Linked DNA regions of Mus musculus: region 2 is linked to region 1. A link is a loop called in an ENCODE intact Hi-C map of the cell type or tissue named here. Cell type or tissue: left cerebral cortex. All regions are shown on one strand. Each heading gives the region's core, and the rest is flanking DNA. Links, peaks and the distances in the headings are about the cores only. Region 1 has its middle 23 kb from the start of Gm51294. Region 2 holds the start of Gm32986 (a long non-coding RNA gene).

What was found. A loop is a pair of places that touch in the nucleus more often than their neighbours do. Peaks named below come from ENCODE experiments on the same cell type or tissue, not always from the same donor. Only the 100,000 strongest peaks of a DNase experiment are listed, where the experiment ranks them.
Region 2: a loop joins it to region 1, with 2.1 times the contacts of the local background. A loop is called at or near these places in 2 of 42 quality-filtered maps.

Annotation. Positions count from the first base shown.
Region 1 is chr5:125,797,238-125,812,223 of GRCm38, reverse strand. No RefSeq gene overlaps it. Among named protein-coding and RNA genes, the nearest start is that of Gm51294, 23 kb to the right of the region's middle. In left cerebral cortex, for the core only: a CTCF peak has its summit at 11,935; DNase peaks (open chromatin) are centred at 7,516, 10,843, 11,484, 11,950 and 2 more places; H3K27ac peaks cover 1,596 bases.
Region 2 is chr5:125,919,685-125,934,670 of GRCm38, reverse strand. It overlaps Gm32986 (a long non-coding RNA gene), which reads left to right and starts at 7,872. Exons shown (of 3, transcript XR_377070.2): 1 at 7,872-8,744. It overlaps 1700048F04Rik (RIKEN cDNA 1700048F04 gene), which reads right to left and starts at 5,902. Exons shown (of 2, transcript NR_166411.1): 1 at 5,585-5,902. In left cerebral cortex, for the core only: no CTCF peak of the experiment used is centred there; DNase peaks (open chromatin) are centred at 7,487, 8,285 and 8,590; H3K27ac peaks cover 2,174 bases.

The DNA.
Region 1 (14,986 bases), core at 4,179-12,178:
GCACACATATCCGTGCTCGCCTTTTACTTTGTTTCCAGGTTCAGATTCTGTTCCTTCACTTTCACACTGAGCTATCTCCCTCATCTCAAGCAGTGTGTTTGAAACAGGATGAGTTGCCTGACCAGTGTGATTCAAACACCATAAGAGTGTTGACATGTGGAGTGGGAATTCAGAGCTTTGAGATGGGAAAGTTAAAAGGGAACATTTGACAGCTTTTAAAACATTCAGGACAACCCATAGCCTATTAGGGAAAGCCGAAGACTGTCTCCATTAACTCAAGACAAAAATCAACAGAAACCCAAGCTTATGCCAGTTTAGTTCCTACAAAACGCCCTAAGCTTGTTTCTTATTTAAGAGACATGAACTCTTTTTCCTCTGATACTGTCCTTACCACTCCAGATGAAGTGAGAAACAGCTCCCTACAGCTGTGGGTTTGTGTGCACACCGGTGCCAGGTTATCTCTCATCCCCCACCCCACCCCAGTGCCATATTGATGCTTCTGATTGACCAGCATGGCAATGGCTATCACCTCCGAAGATAAGCAGGCACATGCAAGGTCACAGAGCAGGATGCATTGATTTTCATCCTGAAATTTGGAGCCATAATGATGGGGAAAGCCTTGAGCAGATGTGGCTCTATAAGAGATGGGTCTCTCTTTGAACAACAGAACAAGAACTGAACTAAAACCAATATTATCTTGAAAAACAGCTACATGAGACTGGGCATCAAAACAAGTGGTGTGCATGTGTGTGCACATGTGTTTGTGCATACATGTAGAGGTCAGAGGACAACCTTGGGTGTCATGTTTCTGGAGCCATTCATCTTATTTTATTAAAATTTTAAAATAGTTTCATTTACTTTGGGGAGTCACATACATGCTACAACACATGTGTAGAGCCTAGAGAACAAAATTTCAGGTGTCAGTCAGTCCCCTTTTCCACCTAGGAAGTCTTAGGGATTGAACTCAGATCCTCGGGCTTGGTGGCAAGTGCCCTTGCGTGCTGAGCCATCTTGCCAGTGCCTGTCTTATTTATTGAGGTAGGCTTTTCTCATCAGGATCTGGGAATTGCTGACTGTGATGGTTTGTCTATGCTCAGCTCAGGGAGTGGCAGTATTAGAGGGCATGGCTCTGTTGGAGTAAGTAGATGTGGCCTTGTTGGAGTAGGTGTGTCACTGTGGGTGTGGGCTTTAAAACCCTCATCCTAGCTGCCTGGAAGTCAGTATTCTGCCAGCAGTCTTCAGATGAAGATGTAGAACTCTCAGCTCCTCCTGCACCAGGCCTGCCTGGATGCTGCCATGCTCCTGCCTTGATGATACTGGACTGAACCTCTGAACCTGTAAGCCAGTCCCAATTAAATGTTGTCCTTATAAGAGTTGCCTTGGTTATGGTGTCTCTTCACAGCAGTAAAACCCTAACTAAAACACTTGACTATGGGCTAGCCAGTGAACTCCAGAGATCCCTAGGTCTCTGTCTTCCTTGAGTCTGAGATTAGTGTACATGCTAATACTATAGAACTTTAAGTGGGCTCTGGAGATCCAAACTCGCACAGCAAGTACTTTAGCAACTGGTCCATATCCTTTAGCTAACAAGTGGACTTAAAAGGATGTAGATGTGGATCCTGAGTGGCTGACATCAGGGAAAGCGAGCTCTGGTGCACACCACGGTAGCTGGTGCAGGGTGAGGATCGTGGTACAGGAGACATCAGAGCCAAGGAGACATAACTGGGGCATGCTTGGGACTTACATTGCCTGTGCTGCCTCCACATAGGAGCCTGGTGTGCCTGTGCAAGCTGGAGGAGAGCCATCATGCCGATAGAGGTTGCTGTGATCTAAATGTCTGTCTCCCCTACCCCACCCCCAGGAAGATGTCACCAAAGATGACATCATTAGGAGGCAGAGCTTTGGAGGGTATGAGTCTAGTCATAAAGTTGGAGTCATTGTGAATGTTATTGGTGCCCCTATATTAAAAGGAAGGAAGGAAGGAAGGAAGGAAGGAAGGAAGGAAGGAAGGAAGGAAGGAAGGAAGGAAGGAAGAAGGAAGAGAAGGGAAGGGAAGGGAAGGGAAGGGAAGGGAAGGGAAGGGAAGGGAAGGGAAGGGAAGGGAAGGGAAGGGAAGGGAAGGGAAGGGAAGGGAAAAGAAAAGAAAAGAAAAGAAAAGAAAAGAAAAGAAAAGAAAAGAGAAAAGAAAAAAAGCCCCAGAGAGCTCTCTGGGTCTTCTCAGCACAGAAGAATATAGACAGAATGCTCCATTTACAAGCCAGGTAACAGCAAATATGCCAGGGTCCTGATCTTGGATTCGCAGCCTCATTATCGGCCATCCGGTCGCTGAGACTATAGTGACAGCAGGCTGGCTAGTTCCTGGGTGAGGCAGGAACCAGCCAGGAGTGGAGTGAACATACAACATGCTTCTGATTTCTAGTCAGAACAGAATGCAGAAAAATGCTTCACAGCTAAGCAATATGAATGACACAACTTGGTTAATCTCAGGCCCAAAATTCAAAGCAAATGAGAAAGATAAATTGTATGAGAGACATGATAGACATGATCATTAATCTTGATTGCTAACTTGACTGGCTCTGAATTCAATTAGAATGCATGCCTCTGGGTGCTCTTGATCAGGTTTTCTTGGGGTTTTCTTGATCAGATTATTTGAATCAAGAAGATTCACCCTAAATTTGGGTGGGACCTTCTGGTGGCAACCCAGATTTAAGGACTTGGAACAAGGAAGCTTTGATTTTTGCCTGTTTGTCTTCACTCTCACTGGCAAGGTCATCTCTCCTGTGGCTGCTGCATTCCTTTGCCAATATTAGAACCACCTTCTTTGATAACTCGTTGTAGACTGAAGACCAACACTTCCAGGAAACTTCCCGGCCTTCAGCACCAGGTTGGGATTGCTGAGCCATCAAGCATCATGGACTGAGCAGTCCATGTGGTTCTCCCATGCAAGACAGCCATTGTTGAATTATCCAGACAGTGTCCTGTATGCCAATCAAATTCTCTTGTAACGTATATGGTGGTTTGAATTCCTTTTTAGAGTATGTAGTTTTAATGCGGCTTGATCAGGAATGGCTACCGTAAACTCCTGTGTTTTAATGCTTGGCCCGTATGGAGTGATACTATTAGGAGGTGTGTCCTTGTTAAAATAGGTGTGGCCTTGTTGGGGGAAGTGTGTCCCTGTGGTGGTTGGGCTTTAAGGTTATATATGCTCACGCTATGCTCAGTGAAATAGACAGTCCTTTTCTGCTGCCTATGGATCAAGATGTAGAACTCTGGGCTCCTCCAGCACCAAGACTGCCTGCACCCTGCCATGCTTTCTGCCATGATGATAATGGACGAAACCTCTGAAATGGTAAGCCAGTTCCTATGGAATGTTGTCCTTTATAAGAGCTACCTTGACCATAGTGTCTCTTCACAGCATTGGAGACCCTAACTAAGACAATGTGTATTCATTCTGCCAGTTGGGTTTCTTCGGAGATCCCTAACTAATACAATAGGACTCAAGAGAGAGTAACAAGTACCCACCAGGCATCACAATTTCCAGTTTGCTATTCTGGTGAATATGAAGTTGTTGTGGGTTTTAAAGAAGGAGGAGGAGGGGGGAGGAGGAGGAGGAGGAGAAAAAGAAAGAAAAGAAAGGAAGGAAAGAAAGAAAGAAAGAAAGAAAGAAAGAAAGAAAGAAAGAAGAAAGAAGGAAGGAAGGAAGGAAAGGAAGGAAGGAAGGAAGGAAAGAGAGAGAGAGAGAGAGAGAAAGAAAGAAAGAAAGAAAGAAAGAAAGAAAGAAAGAAAGAAAGAAAGAAAGAAAGAAAGAAAGAAAGAGAAAAGGAAAAAGGAAAAAATATGAATTTGTTGTTGTTTTTTTGTTTGGGGGGGGATGGAGTCTGATTGGCTGGCAAACCCTGAGCCCACATCAGCTAAAGCGATTAAAGCATTAGAAATTTGTGTACACAAAACATAAAGTTATTCCTGTCAAATTCAGATGAGAGATAACATCGGCCATGTGGGCAAGCCTGGAGCCTCAGGCATTTAACACAGACAAATCAGGACACACTGTCAGCAGCCTGTCCGGCCAACAGAGACAAGGCCCTATGTGTTGTGTTGTTATTTTCCTTTATGAATTTTGTAGTCACACTGCTCATTAATCGTGTTTATAATGTTAACTTTGGCACGTTTTCTTGGCTCATCAAGTATTTCCTTAATGAACTGTCAGTTCACCCCCATCTCAATTGCAATGACTTTCAAATTAAGTTCAATCTGGACTACTGGGGTTTTCAAAAATCTACACTGGCAGGAAACACAGAAAAAAAATCTCTTTCATTATATTTGAAGAGAGACAGTCATTCTGTGGCCGTCCCCCAGTGCTGACTGTGCCCAAGCTCAGTGCTGAGACCTCTGCCCATGTTTACCTGGGCACCATCAGATGCATGAGGTGACAAAACCGTGCACTGCTCCCTCACCTGCAGCCACCCTGTCCCAAATACCTGGTGTCTTTCCTCCCCTTAAAGAGAGCTGTTGGGGTCCACACTCAGCATCACCCGTGCCCATGATCCAAAGCCCACACCTTTTTAAAATCAGATTTATTCATATTATTTAATGTGTGAATGTCTTGGCTACATGTAACTATGTGCACCATGTGCATGCCTCGTGTCTGAAGAGGCCAAAAGAGGGCATGTGATCTCCTGAAACTGGTTAACAGTTGAACGTGAGCCATTATGTGGATGCTGGGAATAGAACCCCGTTCCTCTACAAGAGTAACAAGTGTTTTTAGTGGCTGAATCATCTCTCTAAGACCCAGAATCTATGCTCTGACCCTGGAGATGCTTCTACAAAGCCTATGGGAGATTTGATGGCGATCCTTAAGAATAGACTTCACCCTATCAATGAAGAGGATGCCATAGCTGGTGATGCTATAGAAACTAGGAGACTCTAAAAGAAAGTGCCTTAGTACAGGAGGGTCCTATGAGGACCAAGACTGGAGGAGCACCCTGAACTGGATAGAGGATGGGTTGGGCCATTGCAGCAGATAGAGGCATGATGGTACTGAGGACATTTGAGTAATCCCGTGAACTATCCAGTTTGGGGTCTTATCCAGTTAGGTTTCCATTGCTGTGAACAGACACCATGACCAAGGCAACTCATATAGGACAACATTTAATTGGGGCTGACTTACAGGTTCAAAGGTTCAGACCATCATCGTCAAGGTAGGAACATGGCAGCATGCAGGCATATATGGTGCTAGAGAAGGAGCAGAGAGTTCGCTATCTTCATCTAAAGGAAGACAGGAGCAGTCTTTCTCCCATGTGGCTAGAATGAGGGTTTCAAAAACTCACCCCACAGTGACACATTTCCTCCAACAAGGCCATACCACTTCCTAATAGTGCCACTTCCTGGGCCAAGCGTATTCGAACCACCACAGGGTCTCTTCACATATATGATAATTACAACATTGTTTTAAAGTCTTGCTTAAAGACCCGTGATGTTTGTGTGAAGAACATTAGTTAGTAATAGGTGGCTCCAAAACCCCAAGAACATGAAGGCCTGAATGCTGAAGTATCTCCCTGAAGTGCGAAACTGACATGTCTGCACAGCCCTCCATGTTCTCTGCAACATCATGATGCTAAGTGTGTGCAGCTCCAGTGCCCGGCTTCATGAGTGCTGACATGTGTGGGCTCTCTTGAGCTGCACACTCATAGAGTCAGGCCTGAGCCTTCTGTACTTTTGCTTATGACTCAGAACTCTGGCCTCGATTGATGGGCAAGTGGGCAAGTGGTTTCATGAAGAAAGATTACTGGGTGCAGCCAAAGGCATGGAGGTCTGTGATTTAATTACAGAGTTGAGGGAATCTGGCTGGTTTCTTCCCATACTATGTGAGAGACGCAGTCACTCTGCACAAGCCACTTGCACAGGGAAAAGGCACAAGGGACACTTGTTTTCTCTAGACTGGATCAGATGAGCCCTGATCAGATTTAAATACCCATATTACTGGGGAATAACTGCTTTTCAGTTCAGAGATGCACATGCTGCTGCTGCTGCTGCTGCTGCTGCTGCTGCTGCTGCTGCTGCTGCTGCTGCTGCTGCTGCTGCTGCTGCTCCTCCTCCTCCTCCTCCTCCTTCTTCTTTTGGTTTTGTCGAGACCTGGTTTCTCTGTGTAGCCCTGGCTGTCCTGATTCACTCTGTAGACCAGGCTGGCCTCGAACTCAGAAATCTGCCTGCCTCTGCCTCCCAAGTACTGGGACTAAAGGCATGTGCCACCACTGCCCAGCCGATGTGCATGCTTCTTAAGCACCCAGAAGGATATCAGGCAGATCTAGATGTTTGGTATCAGAATACCTCTCTTCCTGTGGAGTCCTCTCGTGACCACTATAGTGACCTCATGATCACAAGTTCACCATTCTGCTTGGCCCCATAACAGACCAAGAAGAACACATGATTTGGGAAGATGAGATGGGCAGATTTTAGACCATCTCATATGCACAGCAAAGAGCAGCATTGAGAGGACTAGAGAAGATGTTGGCTGACCCCAGGCCTTTTCTCACAGAAACAGCTGACAACCGCCCCACAATGTTCCAGTTATGGGTGTTCCCTGCAATAACAGAGAGTTTAAAATAGCACCCTTGCCTCCCCCTTCCTCCCCCAAGTGATGGGCGGCAGGCCCACGGGCCACCAGGCTTCCTGTAGGAGAAGCCTCTCTGCTTCCCTCAGAGCAGCTCTCCAAGAAAATAAATAGCATGTGCTCATTATTCAAATGAGGCTTAATTAATGCAGAACTCGCCCCCAAACTTTCCAAGACACCCATGGTAATGAGCTCCCAGCTCTCCTCCCCTCCAGCTTGTGATGTCAAGCTGAAGAGCTGCATGTGACAATAGTGCTGAGATGCTAAGAACCGGACTGCAATTTGACCCTGGGGTTTCTCAGCTTGCTGAAGTATCTCAGCCTCAAGCCTGTGTGTCAGTCCTCCTTTCTGGAGTAAAGGTGATGGAGTTGGTGATGGAGAGGACCCAGAGAGCCTCTAGGGTTATAAAAGAGACTCAGTCAACACAAAGGACTTTGAGGCTGTCTCTAACTTACATACCTGAACCAGCCCCAGCCCTTATTTTCAGCCAAAATATTTCATAAATGGTACAGCAAGAGATACTGAGTCACCCTGACCTTTATTCATGGGCTCACATCCTTGTTCAACTGAGAAGACACCTCCAGAGTCCTGGAGGGAGCAACGTTATGCCTGGGGTTCGAGCAAGACAGGATACAGGGACTAGAAAGTTAAAGCTGACAGTGAAATGGAGAAGCCTGTCCTCTAGGATCTAGCCCATGTCTCCTGATGACTGGGCATCAGAAACATCAATGCAACTGACCCAGCCAACGCTGCCTGCAGAGATAGTGCATGTTTTCCTAACGATATCTCAGTCGAGGCTGAGAAAAGAAACACATGGGCCTGAAGAGATAGCCCATCAGTTAAGAGCATGTTCTAAACTCGCAGGGAACCCAAGTTCTGTTCTTAAGATCCACTTAAGCAGCTCACAGCTGCCTGTAAATCCAGCTCCAGGGAATCTGACGCCCTCTTCTGGACTCCAACAGCATCTGCAAGCAACACACACACACACACACACACACATACACAGTTGAAACTGTCCTTACTAAGGGTTAGGAAGTACATGGCCTTGGGGTTCACACAGTTACTAGTCCACTCTCATCCCTAAACCCAAACAATGTAAGTTGTAATATCATCTTAGAACTTTACTTATAAAAAGAAAATCCCTTTAGAGAAACAAGTGAAGAGCTTGAGAGATGGGTCAGTCCTAAAAAGCAACAGCTGCTCTTGCAGAGAACCCGAGTTCCGTTCCCAGCACCCACATGGCAGCTCACAGACAACTGTAACTCTAGCTCCAACGGATCAGACACCCTCCTCTGATCTCTATGAGTACTGTATGCATATAGCACACATACATATATGCAGGCAAAACACTCAGACACATAAAATAATAAAATAAATCTAAAAAAAATTTTTTAAAAAAACAAGGAAATTCAATCACTATATTTTTACCTAATTTTTAAGTTTCACTTCATCCTTTAAACCTTGCTGTAAATTATACCTTCTGAACAATGGTGCCTGAAAAGCCACAGAATTGTGTATAAAATTCTCTCTAAATGCCCATGTTCAAATCAGAAACATTGACAGTTATTCTCTGTGTAATAAACTCACTGATTTCCCCCCGCCCCGTGGTGTAGTTAGGGGTCTAGCTTTACCTGAGTCAAGGTCTCTGAGTGGGACGGGAACTTCTCAGTCTCTGACTGCAGCGTCCAGTCTCCCCACCACGGTTGACAAAGGACAGAGTCCTCTGCAGGAGTCCCACAGACGCCAGATGCTGGTGCAATAATACAGCCTCTTGCTTTCCCCACCTGTGAGGTAAAGGTCTCCATTCACCTGTGATTCACCAAAGCAGGCTGGCCACCAGGAACAGTGGAGAACGTCCTACAGAAAAAGACAGCCTCTCTGGCCCTCTCCAAGGTCCTGAGAACATCCCTGGACTCCAGTCCACAGAGATGTGGGTAACCTGCCATTGTCAAAAGCCTCCCTGGGAACAGAGAAGGTAGACAGAGGAGGCAAACACTTTCCTTTTCTCCTGGATCCCATTCCTCCTGGTTCCCATTCCTTACATATTAAACACGCCACTTGCAGATTCATTGAACGAAACACCAGGGGCTGGGAGATAGCCTGTCACATTAGCGATTCAACGATCAGAATTCAAATCCCCAGCACTGGGGCACTCTGCCTGGAGCCTCAGTCCTTCCACCGTGGGCTCTGTCAACAGGAAGGCTTCCAGCCTTCCCTGCACAGGGCAATAATGCAGCCTTGCCCCCTTTCAGGCTTACGTTCACTTATTAATCAATAACCATGGGGCTCAGTGCAGAGGCCACCGGCTTGAAGAAGAGCATGAGAACACAGGGTGTTTGCGGATTCAGCCTGATCGCATGATGCTTCCGTGATGTCAGAGTCATGGCCTCCAGGACTACACCTGGATCCACTCTCTCTGATTTAACACCTTAATTGAAGAGGACATAACAGGAAGGTACTGGAGAAAGTCAGAGTACTGCCAATTCCCCAGTAGAGAAGTAGTTCCCTCCCCCCCTCTCAGGCACAAACCCTTTTCACTCCTCCATCCACTTAAGCCTGTGATTCATGAATGAAATTAATAGGAACCAACCAGGCGTGGTCATGCCTGTGGTGCTACGTCCAGCAACAGATGTCTCCTACAGCGATTGTATTAGAGTAACCGTAGCCCGAAAACGCAGCCTGCTCATCAGTGCCTGATCACCTTAACTAACAAGGCTGGTGGTGACACTGGAAAAGGTAGCTGGAACCGGGGCTGTGCCTAAGCTGCCCCTGCCAGCTTCAACATACCTCAAAGTCAGTCACTTATCTGTTTCCTCCATGGGGAAACTGAGGAATGTCTCTAGTTTCGGGCGTGGATCTCAACTCTGGTATTTATGCCTCTGTTAGTGAGTGTCTGAGGTGACCCAGGGGCCCTGGAGAATCTGGCTTGGGACGGGAGAGATGCTTTTCATCCTAAATCACCATGGTTACCCCAAGTTTTGACAGCTTAATATGGTCTGCCTGTTTGTGTGATCCTGTCCTGGCCAGTCTGCTGGTCAACAGAGGAGCAGCACCTCTTCCTCTGCATTCAGCAAGGTCCACTCTCACCTGCCCTCCTCCCCTGGCCTCCTCCCACTTTGTGTGAACACAATGAAGCCTTAAAGAATTTTAGGTCCCCCAAATGAGGAAAACCATGGGGTATTTATCCATTTTGCTTGGATGGGCTCTCCTACTCTAAGCCCTTCACAGCTTAAAAGACCAGATATCAAACGAACCCACACAGCCCTATCTGTATCCAGAGGCCCAAGAAAATACTCAAATTTCAGAGAATCCTGGAAATTCAGCTAACTCCACCCTCCTTCTTGCTGTTACCCAACGCATGAACACACACACACACACACACACACACACACACACACACACACACACACACTGCCTGGCCCTCTCTTCTCCTAGACTTGTAGGTAACAACTTCTGCTTTCCACCTTCCCAGGAATCCCTGTGCCATGTTCTGTCTCACCATTGAAATGACCCTTGAGCCTTAGAAAACATGATCTACCAGAGCTCTGGCTCTAGGCATGGGGTGCACACAGTGGCCAGCCTCACTTTGCCTACCTGCTTTGGTCCTAGGTTACATTCCTAGTTTCCTTGTACAGAGTCAGACAGTCTGGTGTTTATTCCTGGCCTAGCAACCCATACCCACAACTTCATCTCTGAAATTTGCTTTCCTTTCCTCCAAGGAAAGGAGTTATTGGTATTTGGAAGGCTGAGGCAGGGGCGGGGGTGGGGGGAATCACTGCAAGTTTGAGGTCAGCCTAGGCTATATAGTGAGACACTGTCTCAAAAGGGGGAGTGGAGGAAGAAAGAAAAGGGAAAAGAGCAGAAGGGAGGCAGAGAGGGAAGAAAGGATGGAGGGAAGGAGAGATGATGGGAGGAAGTTGCCAGCCTTTTCTCTTTCAGTGGGTGCTGTAAACATCTGTCTCTAATACTCACCAACACAGCTATAGTCTTCATAAACCCCATGAAGATTCCCAATGTGAGGGCACACAGCCATTCACTGTACACACACACACACACACACACACACACACACACACACACACACAATCTCATCTCATGCAAAGCCCCCTCAGAAGAGACAGCACACAGCCCAGGCTCAGAGCCACATGGTGGATGGCAGTCAGCATGAGCATTTGGACACTGTGTCCATAGAGACTCAGAGGCAACACATCAGAGGACACCTGCACACCACGCTTACTGCAGCACCATTCTCAGCAGCCAAGATGTGGAATCACCCTGAGCATCCATCGATAGACCATCGAATAAGTAAGACCTGGCACACATACACAGTGGAATTTTATTCGGCCATAGAAAGGATGGAATTATGTCATTTGTATGAAAACGGATACAACTGGAGACCACTGCATTAAGCAAAATCAGCCAGACATGGAGAAGAAAATACTGTATTTTAGACTCATTTGTGGGCCCTATACTTCTTTACAGAATTTTCATGGATTCTTAACAGATCCAAAAATAAATAAATAACTACATCCATGTGCCATGAAGGCAGACAAAGACCTGGAGAAGGAAGGAGACGAAGCAGGGGAAGCACATGGGATGTTTAAAGGAAGTTGTCCTTATGCAACCCAGCTCTGTGGATGTGTAGACACACTGATGAGGCTCAGGACCACTGCCTTCATCCCAAACTGCACCAAGACCCATGTTCCCCAGGCCTGGGGTAGCTAAGGCCTTTGCAATTTAAATTCCTTTGCAATTTAAAAACATTTGCTCAGTTAAATATGAGCGTGTGACATACACTACAGAAGCCAAGGAGATGGCTCGACAGTTAAAGCACTTTCCATGGAAGCACAAAGACCAAGGTACAACCCTGCCCCCAGAAACCCACATAAATGAAGGGAGGGGGTAAAAGGAGGGGGTGTGGAGGCTGCCTATAATTAAAGCCTGGGAAGGCAGAGTTAGGGAATCCAGAGAGCAAAGTGGCAAGCAGAACGCGTTATATCGATGAGCTCTGGGTTTGACTGAAAGACCTTGCTGCAAAGAATCTGATGGGAAAGCAATGAAAATCCATGACATCATGTCACACATACACACATGCCTGCACAACACACGTTCAAACATACTAGTACACACACACACATATATATCACAGAGAGACCAAATCCAGGGCCTTGTGCAGCTAAACCCTCTTCCAGGAGCCCTATTGAGAACTCACTGAGCTACAAAAGAGCCAGTGGCCCTCTCAAGTTGGAGGGACATGACTGTGCCCAGGTCAGGGGCGGATGCAGCTCCCACAGGTGTGGGCTCATAGAGACATCTTCCCTCGGACTGGCGCTAGAGGGCGCACGTGGCCCGGAGCCCCTCCGTGCATTCTTCAATCTCCAAAGATCCAGGCAGGGGTCTCTCCACCCCTCCTCTTGCCCTAAACCCGGAAGGTGGGAACTGAGCCTGGAACAGCCTGGCAACTGTCAGGGTGAAGGGACTCTGCCTGCTCCCTCGCCCGCCACCCCAGAGCTGGTGGGAGGAACTGGAGGAAGGTTTTCCTTGTGCACCCTAGAAGAGACCTCAACTCTTATCGAAAAAGTTTTTCTCTGTGCACAGTGGAAGAGAAGTCAAGTCTTAGAGATCCTAAGCTTTTGCTTTGCTTTTGCTTTGGGAACAATGGCTGGGAGGGGGGGAGGGGGGGCGGGGGGGGAGGATTTGCAGCAGCATCTCTGAGGAGGTCTTAAGAGTCAGATACTGAAGGTGGATCTCTGCCCTGCCCTTTGCCGCGTGGGCTGGAACAAAGACATCTCCGAACGTCAGTTCCTTCTGGCTCTGAGATGGGATGAGTACCTCATTGTAGGCTTGGGGCAAAGATCTTATACTATCCTGCACCTGCAGGTGGCTCAGAGAGCACCTGTAGAGTCAGGAGCCCAGCTCCAGTGTGGATTTTCTGCTAAGGAAAAGAAATGCTTACTTTTCATTGATCCACATAATGGCTTTGTGTGGCTAATCAGCCTGAACGCCATCCTATTGTTTGTCTGCAGTTAGATCTAACTGTTGATCTAATTACCCAGGTCTAGAATTAGACTCTCACCCTGAGCCGGGAGAACTGCTCGAGCAATCTACTCCTTCTAATGGAAACCCTTCTGAGACTGAGAGAGTTCTCCCTGCCGCCTCAAAGTTGCCACAAGCGAAAATGGCAGGTAGCAAAGGAAACCTTATTTTTCCCCAAGCCCTAACTAATTACGGGATGTCATCACAGCCCGATTAGTATTTACCCAACAATGTGCTGATTCCTGATCCAGCCAAAAGCTTAACTGCCATTTAAATGGAGCACGATATTTAAATCTTAATTTCATTACCTGCTGGTAATAATCTTACAATTATAAATCCAAAGTATCACTCGGAATACATTTGCATACGTAAAAGAATCCGTCCTCATTGTTGCTCCATGGCTCCATGGTTTGACTTTTGAACCAGAACTGAGTATCCTTTTATGGAGAACAAGATTACGGAGTACATTCCTGCATCGAAGCCTGCTTGGTGTGGGAGAGAAACACAAGCGTACAATGAAAGGGTGGCTGGACAGGCAGAAATGCCACGTCCGACACCTGTGAGTCAAGAGCCACCTCTGTGTGGTTTAACGATGCCCACAGTCTCTGCTAACAAGTCAGTCAGTATAACAAAAGCCACTTCAGAATTCCCAGACGGTCAACACTAATTGTCACAGAAGGGGCAGTGGAGTCTCTCAGCCTCTCAGGCTGCCATGGCCTCGCTACCTATATTCTGGCTGTTATTTCTCTAGGGCAACGTTCTCCCCGAGGAATAGAGCCTATGCGGGCTTATCAGCATGAGTGTGTGTGCGCATATGCAGAAAAGAATGATCTCGGCAGCTGTGAGTCCTGTTCACAGGGCATCTCCAGGTTGTCCCCTCACTGGAAATATGCTAAGATCATGGCTTTTGATCACTTCCATTCCAGCTGGCCTGAGGACCGACCCTGAGCAGAAGCAGCGGGTGTGGTTCTGAGGGGAACCTGTGCTAGTTGGGATTCAGAAAACGTCCAGCATTGTTGAAGTCACCCTGAGTTCACTACAGAACAAATTCCTGCTTGGCTGGGAACCCCTCACCTTGATGCCCCCTGGGTGATCCTTGGACAGTTGGCTTTTTCTCCTGAGCATCAGCCCTGATATCCTTAGAGCCTTGGGATTCCTCCTCTTTTTCTGGAACATTCTATTCCCCAGCCTATCCACTCCATCCTGTTCAGGTATCAGTTTATCGATGGCCCATCTTTACCTGTCTCTATACAACACTGGCTCCCTCTTTACTACTTGGCTTTTCTCTATAACTCTGTACCCTCTACAGCTCTTTGTTTATTCTCTCCGTCCACATTCTCCATCCTCCATGCCTGGAAAACTGACTGCCACATAGCAGTGTTCAGTGAATATTGTTGATGCCACAGGCCTATAATCCCAGATCTTGGAATGCTAGGACAGGGAAATTATGAGTTCTAGGACAGTTTATGCTACATATGGAGACTCTGCCTCAAAAAAAATTACTGATATTTGTTGGGACAAAGGATGAATAAATGCCAACAGCAGCAGCATCCCCCTTTGTGACCATTATCATTATCACCATCACCATTTTGACCGTCATCATCAATACCACGCATTATCAGCACCACTACCACCATCAGCAGCAACAACAGCATCAGCATCATTATCACCAACATCAACATCACCAGCAGCAGCACAATCACCGTCATCATTACCCCCAACACTGCTATTGTCATGATCTCCATCACCGTTATGACCTTCATCACCACCACTACCACAATCAACAGCAGCACCATCATGACCAACCCAATCACCACCACCATCATCACCACCAACATCAATATCACCAGGGCCATCGGCATCATCATCACCACCACCACCACCACCACCACCACCACCACCACCACCACCATCACTATCATTGTTTCCAGAAGGAAGGTGCCAACTGTAGTACGAATTTGTAATTCTAACAAGCCTATATTAAAGACACACAATCCAGGTATTTTATTTACAAGCTATAGCCTAGATTAGACAAATCTAGGACCATACTAACGTATTTCCCAGCTATAGGTCCCTTTACTTTCTGTTTCTCCTAGCCATGCATTTCTGGTCCATGGCAGCTTCTTCCTCCTCTGCCTTCCTCTCCTCTCTCCCTCTTTCTATCTACCTACAACCCCCTCATTTGAACCTCCAGTCCTACCTTTTCCCTCTACTGCCAAATCACAGGTTCTAGCCTTTTTTCATCAGTTAAATTGGGGAGAAGGTTCATATGGCATCACTTTGAGTATGTGATAATCTGCAACCACATTTCCAGGAACCAGTATTTAGCATTAGAATACA
Region 2 (14,986 bases), core at 4,093-12,092, 120 kb before region 1:
AACACAGCGGCAGTGCACTAAGCTGAGCATGCAGTGTTTTGGCTTCAATCCCCAGCACATACACAAAAAGGAGTTTAATATTTCTGGTCAGCAAAAAGCAGGTGGGTGGGGAAGCATGCGTGTGACCCACTTTCTGCTGCTGTCATTGAAGCAGGCTCAGGATCATAGGGAACTTGCTTTGTCTCTCCTCTTCTCTTTGCTGAGCACAAATGCCACTTATCCTAGATTGGACCAGACTTTCTGCTGTCTACCTCTGGTCTTAAGAATAAAATTAAGGTGACAGCTAAGAAATGTGTTTCCAGCAGACTGTTCCTGACAAGCCTTTTCTTTATGGGTGAATTAGAAAGATGCACTGCTCAAAAGATAACTACAGATTCCTCCCAGGAAGAGAGGGTCCATCTTGGCTATAGAACCTTTGCCTCCTTCAAATGTGCGCTTGTAATTCTAGTGTTGCGGAGCAGGGAGGCTGGAGATAGGCACTTCAACCCCGCCAATCACCTAGCTTATCTGATCAATGATCCTCAGACCGGTGAGAACTCTGACTCAAAAGCCAGGGTCCTAAAATAAAAACAACACCAAGGCTGACCTCTGGCCTCCATGTATACATGCTAGCTCACACAGGAGCATGCATATGCAAAAATAAAATCATAAGTAAATAAAAATAAAAGTGGAAGATGTGCTTTGTTGGTTTTCTGGCTCCTATGAGGGTGTTTAGGACTGAGATAGCATCAGAGGGATGAGCCCAGGAAGGGGGGCCGTGGTGAGACACAACTGAGCCAATTACAATTTTATCTTTCCATCTCTCTCCTGTTTCCCGAGCTTTGTACTGGAGATGTGAGAAATGCATAGATAGAATATAAGACACAGCAGGCTTTGGGTAGGTAAATATTATGGAGTAAAAATTGCCAACCCAGTTGGTTTTCTTTTTTTAAGTAAGTGCAAATAGAATAATAGATTTATAAAGAAAATGGTTCTGGGCAGGGGAGTATGCTTGGTGGGCAGCTTGTAAGAGGAAAGAGACTCCACACTTCCCAACAAAAAGAATTAGAAAGGTTTTACTTAGAACTTGCCAATCACCCTGATATGTTTGCTATATATAGCCTTTCTGCATCAAATTACCACACAATACCCCAAATACACACGATCTCATTATTTTTCTACTTAAATTAAATAAGAAACATTGTAATAAAAAAAATCCCTCTTACCAGAATGAATCCTTCCACCCTGAAACAGACTCAAAAGGATATATACAATATAATACTATGTATCCTTAAAAAATGAAAGTCACACTGCCGTCTTCAAGACTATGGATGAACTCAGAGGAGACAATACTAAATAAAATAAGCCAATCCCGGGATGAAGCATCAGGTACATTCATAGGAACAGAGAAGAATTGTGGCTTCCAGGGCCTGGAGATGAACTGGACGTCATTGTTCACCAAGTGCAACTTTCCTTTCTACGAAAAGATTCGGTTCTGCAGGTCTGGGATTATCTCCCTTACAGAGGGCTTGCCTAGTGGGCAGAGACCCTGGTTTCTGTCCCCAGCCCCACATAAATCATGCCTGTAATCTTAACAGCTGGAAGCTTGGTAGGTGAAAGCAGGAAGACAAGGAGGGACAGGCCATCCTTGTCTTCACTGCAATTTCAAGGCCAGCCTGGGCTACATAAGACCTCATGTCATGAAGGAGAAAGAAGGTGAGTTCTGCTCTATAACATGATGAATACATGCAAGTGTGGTATACTTAAAGTGTCAGAGCATATACCCACTCTTAAATATTTGCACTACACTAAAAAATTAAATAGATAAAAAACACTTAAAACAAAATAGCTAATAATAATAATAGAATTTCTTAATGATAGTCTTGCTTTCCCACCAGGGAATTCTAGTCATTTGGCCTGTGGTGGGATCAAGACTGGTTACTGAGGGCATTCCCTTTACTTGAGTCCACTCTAAGCCCCTTCTAGTCAAAATGGCCAGACACTAGCAATTTCACATTGCTACCATAGCAGCAGGCACAAGCCAACCAATGTTGGCTCATATCTGTCTCTTGTGGTAGACTCCTGTCATGGTTAATACTGAACCATGGCCAACTAGAGGAGCTCTAGAGCCACCTAGGAGACAAAGGTCTCGGGGTGTACCTCTGAAGGAGTGGCCAGGTTTGCATCTCTGCTGCTGAGACAAGAACCCTGACTAAAATCAGCCTGGGGAGGAAAGGGTTCGTTTGACTTACAGAGTCTACTATGGAAAGAAGTCAGGCCAGGAACTCAAGGCAGGAACTGAAGCAGAGGCCATGAAGTATCAGTATTTACTGGCTTGCTCTCCATCACTTGCTCAGCCTGCTTTCTTTCATCACCCAGGACCACCTGCGCAGGGATGGCACCACCCACAGTGAACTGGGCCCTCCCACAGCAATCATTATTTAAGACAGTACCCCCACAGTCTTCCCCACAGGTCAATCTAATGGAGGCAATCCCTCAGTTGCGACTCTGCTTCCTAACTGTGGGTGGAACATGGCCAAATGCCCCACACCTAAGCTGCCATGTCATCCCCACAAAGATGATCTGTGCCCTTGCATTATAATACAAAGTAAACCCTTCTTTCCTTAATTGATTCCTTGTCAGATATTCGGTCCCAGGCACAAGAAACAGTAACACAGCCCACAGGAATGAAGACCCCAGAACTGATATCACCAGACATCTTACTGCCCTCTGACTCCTTAGAACACACACCTTACTCATTAGCCAATAATATTACCTCTTCTCCACCGAGGAACATCTGATGCCCCCAAGGGATATTTCCATGAGGCAAATTTAAAAGACTGCTATTAGCTATTAGGCGCTTCTGTTTGGCTCTAAATATCAACTTGGAAGTGTCAATTTGCCAGCAAGTCCTTAAGTCCCAAGGCTCTGAATCACTAACACAGCTAGCTGCAGGGCTCGACTCTCGGCATCTGTCAAGATCGTGCATTTTCTGCCAGCAGCATCTGAGCTATTTAAGTGGGTGACAGTCTATGCCTAGAACAGCATATAGAGTGAGCTAACATCATAGGATCTGAATGTAAAATGCCAGGACAGCTTAGCCACAGCATGGGGGAGGCTTGGAGCTAATACTTACTCTCCCTACCCTCATTTTTAAAGACAGGGACATAGTTTCTATTTCCCATGCTGGCCATGAACTTGTTGTAAATCCAAAGATGATCTTGGACTTCGGCTCCTTTCATTGGTCTTTCCAAGTGCTAGAATTACAGGTTTTCGTCATTATCCCTGGTTTATGCCGGTATTGGGAATTGAACCCAGGACTATATGGATGCTAGACAGGCACTCTACCCATTGAACTAGTTTGCCATCTTTGCCACATCTCTTCTTTAATATCTGTTTTATTTTCACGTATGAATATGTGCACACATCATTCATTTCTCTCTGTATATGCACACAACTTTAAATGTATCAGTGTTGCTTATACTTAATACACACACACACACACACACACACACACACACACACACACACACACACACCAGGATACTTGTTTACTTGAGTCTGTCTGTAAACACGCTGCCTTTGTTTGAACTTGGTTCTTCCTCGACATTCAAACAATCAAATACGGAGAGCTCTGCATATCCTATTGACAGGCAGGTATCCTCAGGGATGGGTGGCAGAGAAGAACAACAGAAATAAAGAGTGTACATGTGTCTGGGGGAGCTGCCTTGAGGGTATAAAGCCTGACACTCGTGTGGAAGCCCTGACTCTTCTCCTTACTGCCTGCAGAGCTTGGTTTCAGACTCTCAGGACTACAGGAGTCATTTGCAGCTAAGTCAAAACCGAACTTCTGAACTCGGTTGGATGAAGTTGCAAGCTAAGGATAGAGAATGGTGACAGACAGCCTACTAATTACCAGAGCCCTCTACACTGGTGTCTAGGGAGAGCAGAAATAGAAACAGTTGTAATAAAACAGGTGAGAGCACATCAGAGGGACAGGGAAAAGCCAGGGTGTCAGACATCAGCCCTGGGAGGCGGTATGATCTGTCCTCTATTCTGAATTGTGCATATATTGCATGTGTGTGTGTGTGTTACATTATTTTATAGTATTTTATGAAATAAATGGAAATAGAAGGACTGTTGAGCAAATAATATAACCTATAGAAGATAACATAGTATAAAATACTATAGTGTGTTATTTTTATACTTTGGGGGAATATATGGAGTACCCATAATATTTTATATACATTTAATTTAGGTTGTATATTTTTATATACAGCATATATAGTCTCATGGTACAGCTCATTTTAATTTGTCACCATGGTAACCAAAAATAAATGATCTCACTAGAAAAACTTAAGTGAAGTTAGCAGACACCCAGCTCTGCTTCCATGCTCACCATGAAGGCTTGCTTTAATGTTCTAAATATGTATGCATCATTAATACATGATTTTGTCTGCACTACCAACATGGCAGGGCGAGGAAAGATGCTAAGATCCACCTTAGGGTGTGTGTGTGTGTGTGTGTGTGTGTGTGTGTGTGTGTGTCTGTGTGTGTGTGTGTCTTTGTGTGTGTCTGTGTGTTGTCCAGCCATGTTGAAGAAACACAATTAAAGGTCTGACTTCAGGCTGGACAGTGGTGGTGCACTCCTTTAATCCCAGCACTTGGGAGGCAGAGGCAGGCAGATTTCTGAGTTTGAGGCCAGCCTAGTCTACAGAGTGAGTTTCAGGACAGCCAGGGCTACACAGAGAAACCCTGTCTTGAAAAACCAAAAAAAAAAAAAAAAAAAAAAGGTCTGACTTCAGATCTATTCATGGTGTGTGTGTGGGGTGTGTGTGTGTGTTGGGGGGGTATGTGTTTGGTGTCCCAAGATTACTTTACTGAGGCAACCCTTGTCCTGTCCTGGTCACATTCCTTCCTTAATGTTGGCCTCAGATATTCTGCTTACTCATGTGCCTGTGGGGCTGTGTGCCAGGGCTCATCTCCATGTTCCAATACATGACCTGTTCATCCTTATTTGAAAAATCAGCTATGGAGAGTGTTTGTGGGCTTGCCCTAAGGTACTGGTGAGGGGGCAATCAACTGATCTGTGAAGGGGGATCTTATAAACACATCTTAGGGACCAATTATATCCACCTTGCCTTCTGTTTTATTACAGCACGGATCACAGACAGGAGGATGGGACCCAGGTACACTGTGACTGTCTTCCTCACTTTCTATTGCTTTCTGAACTTGATTCCTTTAGTTTTTCAAGACAGACGACAGCCAAAGGCAATATTTATACCTAATCTGGGTAGCCATGGTAGTAAAGGGAATCACACCTTGCTCTCTCACTTCTGCCCACCAAGACCAGCCTCATTGTGGGCCCAAGGCAGGTGCTATCAGCAATTTATGTCTGTTTCTTTTGGTAAATCTTTGTTTAACAAAAGACTTGTCCATCTGTATTACAAAACTGCTTTCCTCACTCTTATACAGTGATGTTTGAAAGCTATATGTTGTGTTTTGTTGACCCATTTTTGAAAAAGTGACTAGGTCTTACATTTGTGTGTGTGTGTGTGTGTGTGTGTGTGTGTGTGTGTGTGTGTGTGTGTAAATGTCCACATACCTTCAGGGACCAGAAGAAGGCATCAGGTCCCCTTGATCTGGAGTTACAGACGGTAGGAGCCACCTGATGTGGGTGCTGGAAACCAAACTCCAGTCTTCTATGAGAGCAGCAAGTGTCCTTAACCCCTGAGCCACATCCCCAGATCCTTCGCTGATGTTGATATACATATATATCCAAAATCTCATGGCTCGTCTTATTGCCTTATTTGATTTATCTAAAGACACAGAACCAATAAGCAGGGTGTGGGAGGGGTGGGTGTGGGTGGAGGAGTAGGGGAGATTGCAGCCATTTATCCGTTACTTCATTATGACTATCTCTGGCCACCTTAAACATAGACTGGAAGAACTTTCCTAGCCAATCAAAATTCCCATCTCCTAGTCATCACTAGTTGCCAGGTGCTGGTTGGGTTCCATCACAAAAGGAACTGTGTGGTCTATGGAAGCCCCTGGAGGGAGGTAGCAACCAGAAGGTAATCTGTAGGGTCATACAAACCACCTTATCTCATTGTATCCAACTCATCCTGTAGGAGCCAAGCGATTGGGATTGGCTGAGGACAACAGCCAACTCTATGGGGTTCTGGTTCTCTTGAGAGATAGAGTGATTTTTTTTTTTTTACATTTATCATTGAGATGAGACAAGAGCTGGCCAAAAGATTTCTACTTGAGTAACAGAATAAGCCCACAACGAACTCAACCTGTATCCGGAAGCACAGGCAGCCTGAAGGACCTACCGCGCGGTTCAGCTCTTTCGCTACGTGAAAAGTTTTGTAAATATATTTTTATTTATCCTTTGAGAATTTCACATATGGTTACAACGAATCCTGATTGTGTTCATCCTGCTTCTCCCTGAATCGCCTCACAGACCTCTTCACACCCATCTTCCTCCCACTTCCATGACTTTATTTTAATAACCCTTGGTTCAAATTCATGCTTTGCCACCTGTGCATGAGTAAGCGGCCATCCACTGGTGCGGGATCAACATACCAGGGGCCGCATCCCTGTGGAGAACTGACTTCTCCACAAGTGGCCTTCAAGGTTCAGTAACTCCTCAGCCTAGGATGAGATCTTGGAGCCCCCCCCCCTTGCCCACCTCCACCCCCCACACATGCTGATCGATTCCATGCTGAAATGTTGACTGGCTTGGCTGTGTTCAGGCCTTAACCACCATGGCTGCTGAGAGTTCAAGGTCGCAGTGGTCCTGTTAGGTCCAGAGCACACCATTTTGCTCCTGTCTCCCTGACCTCTGGGTCTCATGACCTTTAACCTTAGCAGCAAGAGTTACAAGCCTGACCAGGTCTACCTCTTCCACTGAGGATAAAACAGACCATCTTAAACAATAATTAGAACAGCCCTTAGAACATGGTCTAAGCTGATATCTAAGGGTGATTATCATCACCAGATAGCCAAGTAAAACCCCCCAAATACCAAATGCTTGAACCAAAATATAATAAATGCTGTCAAGAAGAATGGAGAACTGCCTAATCTAATGCATATTGTGCATGAAAAAAGCTCAGGGAATGGCTAGAGAGGTGGCCCAGTGGTTAGAGCACTGGTTGCCCTTCCAGAGGACCCAGACTTGAGTCCCAGCACCCACATGAAAGTTCACAACCATCTGTAACTCTGGTCCTATGGGGATGTACACACTCTGTCAGACTCTGAGGGCACCCAGCAGCATGCAAGTGGTGCACAGTCCTATGGACAGACAAAACACACACATATATAAAATAAAATAATTGCAAACGCACAGGGAAAGTCTAAAAATAATGTCTACTTGGATGGAAACTTTAAGGGAAAATATGAAGGTTTGGAACCAATATGAACATTGGTTCTGTTCCAATCCAAACAACATTCTTGTCACTCACAAAGACCTGGACTGGATTCTGAATGAGAAGGGACTCCGTGGATTCCCACAGAGGAAGGCATGTTTGTGAGGCCTCTCCAGACAGAACTGTGCCTGGCCACAACAAGGAGTGGATCACAGAGGAGCAACCACCTGAATAAGAAAGAACACAAGGAAGTCTTTTCAGCTACCGAATGCTGTTGCTAAGTTTACTGCCTCCTGAAATACCCCAGGAGTTGTACAAGACAGTTGAAGAATGGCAAATAATTGAGGCGATGTGCGTTCAAATGAACAATTTCCAAATCGAGCAAAAGCATCATCCCGGTCAGGAACTGAGCAATTGAAAAAAAAAAAGAAAAAAAAAAAAGCAGGCCAGAATTCAAAATACTATCTGAAATATGCTAGGAAATACGTAAGAAAACCCAAGAAAGTTACCAGAGGATGACCTTGCCACATCCCAGAGAAGAAGGTAGTCTCAAAGGACATGAGTGCATCAGCTGGAATGCTGGAGAGATAGCTCAGGTCCTAAGAGAGCTTACTGCTCTTCCAAATGACCAGAGTTCTGCTCTCAGCATGCACTTGGATGAGCCACTTCAATGATGGGATATAAAGAGTAAGAAGAAAGACTCCTTCCTTCCTTGAGTTGCTCCTGGTTAGTCTTATCACAATAACAGAGAAGCTTGTGACACCCAGTGAAGAACTCGTAGGGTGATATCCAAAGCCAGCTCATGTGGGAGTCCTGCTCACGTCCATGTGTAACTTTCTATTTTTCCAGGACTACAAATCTGCCCCCTCCCCAACAAACATGCCTCCTCCTTTTCCACCTTAGGTTCTCTGCAAGAATCTGTACTTCCTGGGTTGGCACAACAGATGTCTTCCTGCCCTTCACATCTCTAACCTAGATCCTTTTTCCAGAGATATCTTGCCTACCGCTTAGCCAAAGAAGCTTCCAAGCTCACAAAACTGGTTTTGTTTCATCTTTACAGCCCATAGAACAGATTGATGCTTCCCTCCTATTTATGGATCTGCTGTCTTTTTCTTCCTCTGAAAATTACTCTCCCCACGAGCAGGGCCTCAACCACATTCCCCACTCTTCCCCATTACCAAGTGCACTGTAGAAGGAGGAATCCGGTCATGCCAACACCGAGGACCCCTCAGTGTGCAACCATGGAAACAGAGACAGCACTGAATGAGTGTCGCATGTGGAAAAAGTGACAGAGTTGGGGCCCCAACCAAGGACGATTTCACACATCAACAGAACCATCTGCCTGCGCCTTGGATCCTGCTTCCTGTCCAGTTTCAAGAAGAGGCATCTACCAGGGTGAGCCAGCCTGAGTTTTTTTTTTTTTTTTTTTTTTTTTACCAATTCAGTAAAGCATACTTACAAACCCTGAGAACACACTAGGTACAAAATTCTATCTCCTTTAATACATGGATCTTTTTTAAAAATAATGTTTGTATTGATTCCTTGAAGCCTTTATCCATGTACACAGTACAGTTTCATGATATTCACTCTCTGCCACCTCCCTCCAAATGCTCTAGTGACTCCCCCCACTTAATCTCTTTCCCAACCTCATGTTTTCTTTTTTAAAAAATTATTATGAATTGCATCCTAAGTCATCATATGTGCATGGGTGTAGGAGTTGATATTATTATTGTATGTGTATATGAGAAAGCCACCACAATTAAGATACAAAGCACTTTCAACAAGAATATCTTAAACTGAAATAGCTAGAAAGAGACAGAAAATCACATTTGCTGCTGGGGATTTGACAATCTCTGAGAGCTCCCCTAGCAATGTACATCAAAAACTCAGAAAGTACACACAGGGCTGGGCATGGTGCTCAGCTGGTCCGGTGCTGTCCAGCATGAAAGATGCTCTGGGTTCCTTCCCCATCACTTCATAAGCCAGGTGTGCTCAACACACCTGTAGATTCAGCACTCAGGAGGTGAATGCAGAGGGCCCAGAGTTCAAGACTATACATCTTTGATTATATAATAAGCTCAAGGCCAGTCTGGGCTTCCAGAGATCCTGTCACAGAAGGAAGGAAGGGAGGGAGGGAGGGAGGGAGGGAGGGAGGGAGGGAGGGAGGGAGGGAGGGAGGGAGGGAGGGAGAGAGAATAAAAATAAGTATAAACAATCGTTGCACTTGTTTCCTGGGTTGGTCTCATGCTGTTGATCATGGATCCGGAGTTGTGCCATAGCTCAGACGTACCCACTCATCCACAACAACCAACACAGAACTCTTTCTGACGCACAAATGAGATGTCTCTGAGGTACATTTCAGAAGCTTTGGACTTGAATTTGGACCACTCAAGAGAGGTAAATAAGAGCCAAATCAGCAGCCAACAACAAGAAGAACAAGAAGGGCTTCCAGAATACTATCTCCTGCTTGAAAAAGCAGAAAAGACCCCCAAACAGCATGATGGTATAAAATCATGATAAGCCACTTAAAATAGGGGGGCTGGAGAGGTCGCTCAGCTGGTCAAGAGTGACTGTTTTTCTTTCAGAGGATGCACCCATGTTCATTTCTCAACACCAGTGTCAGGTGGCTGAGAACTTTCTGCAACTCCACGTTCGTCTGACCTCCAAAGTTACTGGCATGCATAAGCACACACACACACACACACACACACACACACACACAATTCCTTCAAACTACAAAGAGATTTTCGATGGTAGCTATGTAGTAATTTACCTTTCAGAGGACCCCGTAATTTCCCCTCCTCTGAAGTGCACCATCCCGTATTTCATGGCTCAGGTTTTCCATATTCATTCTTTACCCCTCTGAGGCCTGTGAGCATTCAGATTTATGACAGTGGAACTAAATAACCAATAATGCAGGCGTAAAATGGAACAATGAGTGTCCACTAAGCCATGTTACAAGAACATCTCCGTCACAGTGTGCAGAGTGCCTCTATTTCATGTCCCTGTGTTATTTTTTATGTTGCATGAAATAATCATGAAATCATTGATTTGAAACACAGGAGGAGCGTTGCTTGTTCATCCCTCTGCCTGGATCTCAGGAGGTCCAGCATGAATCTCATTTGAGACTGTATCCTCCAGGGGTTTCTAGAGCTCTGTGTGTGTGTGTGTGCGCGCGCGCGTGTGCATGTGCATGTGTGTGTCAAAGCTCAGGTCTCTGGCAGCCCTGATGAAACAGGTTCAGTCACATACCTTGTACACATCAATTAAAGAGTCCACAACAGTGAAACTCTGGGAAAGGCCTTATTCAATGTGATCACATTGGAAAGAAGAACAGATAATGTAGTCTGGTGAACCCCAAGTAGAGCCTTGAGGTCCTAGTGTGAGCTTCAGGTTCTAAAGAAGGCAAGAGAGGTACATCGCCAAGCAGACTTGGTCCAAATGGAAACTGCCCATCCCTGACCCCTCACTGTCCATGCAAGATGACCTGACAGGTCAGACCTGTGTGGAGTCTCTTCCTAGGAAACAAGGTCCCCCACCCCCAGCTGGCCCCAGGCTTCAATGCTTTCCTTCCTCCAGTACAAGACTCCTAGGAAATTTTTAATTCTCTGGGGCTCATGGTTTCAACAGTTTGGCAATCAAAGGAAGGGACACAGAGAGTTCTCTTTCTAGTGTACCCTGTCCAGATGGTGACTCCAGGTTTGTGGCTATTGGTAGAATTCCTTCTTTGGGACCTTGTGTCTCCAAACCTAGAATTTCTTTGGTGGTCTTGTAAAAGACGTATCTGATCAGAATCAGTGCACAGGGGAAGTTTCCTCGTTTGGTTAAGGCAGGCAGCTGTCCTGAACCTCAGCTGCAAAATCCTTTTGCCTTAGCTCTGTGTGGACCCCATGCACAATTCCCCCTCACCCAGAAGAGCACACATACCAAGGGACCAAGGATGTTGACTTAGCATTCATAACACCAAAGTCCCATATGCATTTTTTTTTTTTTTTTTTTTTTGCCAAAGAACAAACACCTGAGAAGCCATGCATTGAAATTGCTGCCCTGGTCTCCGCACACTGAGATGACACATGTCTTTTCAACTTCTCTTTGAAGTTGCCTCTGTTTCTCAAATCTTCTGTGGGAAGATGGACTTTTGTAGTAAGAAATATCAGAGAGGTGATGGAGTAATAAGGCCTTGTTGACCTAAATAAACTCCAGAAACTCATCAAGACGGAAGCTGTAAACTGAACATGGCCCCCTAAGTTTTCCCTTAAAATATTAATCCTTTTGGAGGGCTGGGGAGTTACCTCAGTGGGTAAAGAGTTTGACCTGACTTCAATCCCAAGCCCATGTTTTCAAAAAGCCAGGCTTGGTAGTGTGCACTGGGAAGGTAGAGATAGGATCTCTGGGGCTTGCGGGCCAAGGTAGTTCCCAATCAAATAAACAAATCCCAGGACAGTCGAAACCCTGTGTTAGAATGCCAAGGTATATGGCACATGAGGAATGACAGCTAATACTGTCCTTTGACCTACACACGCATGTGCACACATATGTGTGTCTATAGGCACACATACACATATATAAACATACACAAATACACATATATAAACATACCCATACACACATAGGTATATACACATGGACATATATACACATAACAACACACATACTGTGTCATTCTTTTTTTTTTTCCTCAGCCACTCCCAGGTCTGTACTGTCTACCCAGCTGACCCACTTACCCATGTCCAAAATGGGTAAGGGTTTATAGAGGCAGGAGGAAGGGAGTAGCAGAGTAGACAGTCATTTGGGCACAGAAAAGGTTCACTTCTCTGAGACTGGATCTCTTGATGCTACATGGCACCTACCAGAGTGACTCTTCAGTAAGCAGTGGTCTACAGAGTCGGGGTGGTGACTTAGTTAGGGTTATGGTTGCCCTGATGAAACACCAGGACCAAAGCAATTTATTTAACTCAGACTTCCATATTTCAGTTCGTTGCTGAAAGCAGCTAAGGCAGGAACTCAAACAGGACAAGAACCTGGAGGCAGGAGTAAATGCACAGACCATGGGGGAGTGCTGCTTACTGGCTTGCTCAGTCTGCTTTCTTATAGCACCCAGGTCCACCAGGCAAGGGATGGCACCAACTCCATAGGTTGGGCTGTCTCCCATCCATCACTAATTAAGAAAATGCTCTACAGGGTTCCCTGCAGCCCCGTGCTACAGAGGCATCCTCTCAGATGACTCCAGCTTGTGTTAAGTTGACATAAAACCAGCCGGCACCGGCAAGGCCACAGCATAGCGGTAGAAGAAAGTTGTTGAGGGTAAGGTAGACGTTTAAGCTAGGTTCTGCATTTCAGTCAAATCTGTTGGGTGTCAGGGGGGCTGATATTAATAAACTGACTTCATGGGATGTTTTAATACTCAGAAACTGGCAGCGCTAAGGTATTCGGTGGCTGGTACATTCAGGAGGGGTGCTTTTCAAAGCAGGAGGCGAGAGAGACCACTGACAGCCTTGGCTGCCTTCCGCCTGACATCCAGATCGATGGAGAGCCATTTCCTAAGGATCGTTCCCTTCTCCGCTGAGAGGAGAGCACATATTTGCCTTCTATGTGCAGATAATTTCATTTTCAACCAGTGGATCACCACAAAGAAGGAGCTAGAGCCTCGCAGAGAAGCCTGATAGTCCGCAGCATCACGTGAGAAGCTTGGTGGTTCGAACAGCCTCGCATCCCACCTGTAATTATCCGCACCACAATGGACTTTTCTCCGGTCTGATAAAAACATGGTGTCCATGGGCATCGACTGGCATTCTCCCAGAGCAAAGCACAAGGCCACTGTTTCTCAGATTCCTTCTCCCTTTTGCTTGTATTTTGACCAGCCCTCAAACGACAGACTTGAAGATTCTCAGTCAACTCCCCTTCCTTCACTGGACAATTGAAAATTACATTTCACGGTTTGGACAAAGAGTATTAATAAATGCAATATTTTCAAACCTTATTGCTCACGGGAGAAACTTCTTTTTTTAATCACGTGGTGTTGAATTGCAACCGATGAATTCATTTCTATTTTAATTAGAAAGCTCCGGTGGTGCCGGACGACACCAGGCTGTTGCTTGCAGGTTTTGCTGGCCACTGGCAGGTGGCAAGAGCCTCATTATTCTGTGCAGGTCCCTTCCCTGGCTGTTTTAGAAGGAGCCACTAAGTTCTTTATCCTGCGGGTTAGGCCACAGCTGCGGATTATGCTAATTCTTGCTTACTTGCAAATAGTCCTGTGTTTATTTTGTGCCTCGCCAGCTGTCAACAAAGACATTTTGGAAATAATTCCCATATTTAAAGGCAGATTTTGTTCGAGGGGTCCTGCTGCGAGCCCCACTACCACCCCTTATTTGGTATACAGGGGGTTCTTGGGCTACCTCTGATGTTGAAAAACTGGGTGTGGCCCCAACCTAGGGGCAGCTCTGTTCAGTGGTCTTCTCACGTCTCTCTGTCTCCCTCACCTGTAAGTTTTGCTGAAACCAGGCCTGGTTTTCCTGTGAGAAATTTAAAACGTCACTCTGACTGGTTCTCCACGGATTGAGGAGAAATCTCGTTTTATGGTGGTTATGGAGGCTGAAGATTTCATTGCTTTCAAATCAGCGTTTGAGCAAACATCCTCTCAAATTGGAAACCCTAACACTTCCCCTCGCTGTCCCCGAGGCTTTGAAAAGCTTTCCTATTTAACCATCGCAGCGGAAAGCCAGTGACAGCATATAAGGGGATAATTGCACTCCTGATCTTACTCCCGGGTTATATCCTATTTACCTGTCCCCTTCCAGATTTTCTTTGATTTTATTTCACGGAAGAAGTAGAAGAATGTTTAATTATCCTTTTCCAACAGGTATTGCTTCATAGCAAATCAGGAAAAGTCGGCAAATCAAAAAGCATTTAATTTCCACCAGCGTTTCTTCACGTTCTCAGACGCTTTTCCGGTTAGTAGGTGAATTCAGACAAAACAATGCGTGCATAAGGAACGCTCCTGCCCCACGCCACCGAGAACGCCCTTCTATCCGTGCTTTCTCAGAAGGCTTAGAGGATTGTTTAAATTTCCCTCAAATTACATTCACAGGCTCCATCTCTGTTCCCCCCAAAACACGGTGTGAACAATGGAAGGATCCAACACATTTAAGATTCCTTTGGAAAGACACACACACACACACACACACACACACACACACACGCACACACGCACGCACGCACGCACGCACGCACGCACGCACGCACGCAGGCGCACAAGTTCCCTAATGGTCAGCGAACATGTAGATCTGATGAGCTGGCTTAAGGCAGGAATTTAATGCGGAACCCCAATTATCCCCAAGCTGCCACACCTCAAATGGTCCATTCAGTTATTGCCATCAAGGCCTGAGCAAAGCGCCAGTGTTAAAGGGGACACTTAGCAGGATCTGGTTCCCTAAAATGGGTGTTTTGTTTTGTTTTGTTTTGTTTTGTTTTTTCAAGACAGGGTTTCTCTGTATAGCCCTGGCTGTCCTGGAACTCACTTTGTAGACCAGGCTGGCCTCGAACTCAGAAATCCACCTGCCTCTGCCTCCCAAGTGCTGGGATTAAAGGCGTATGCCACCACCGCCCGGCTCCCTAAAATGTTAAAAGTGAGGAAACAC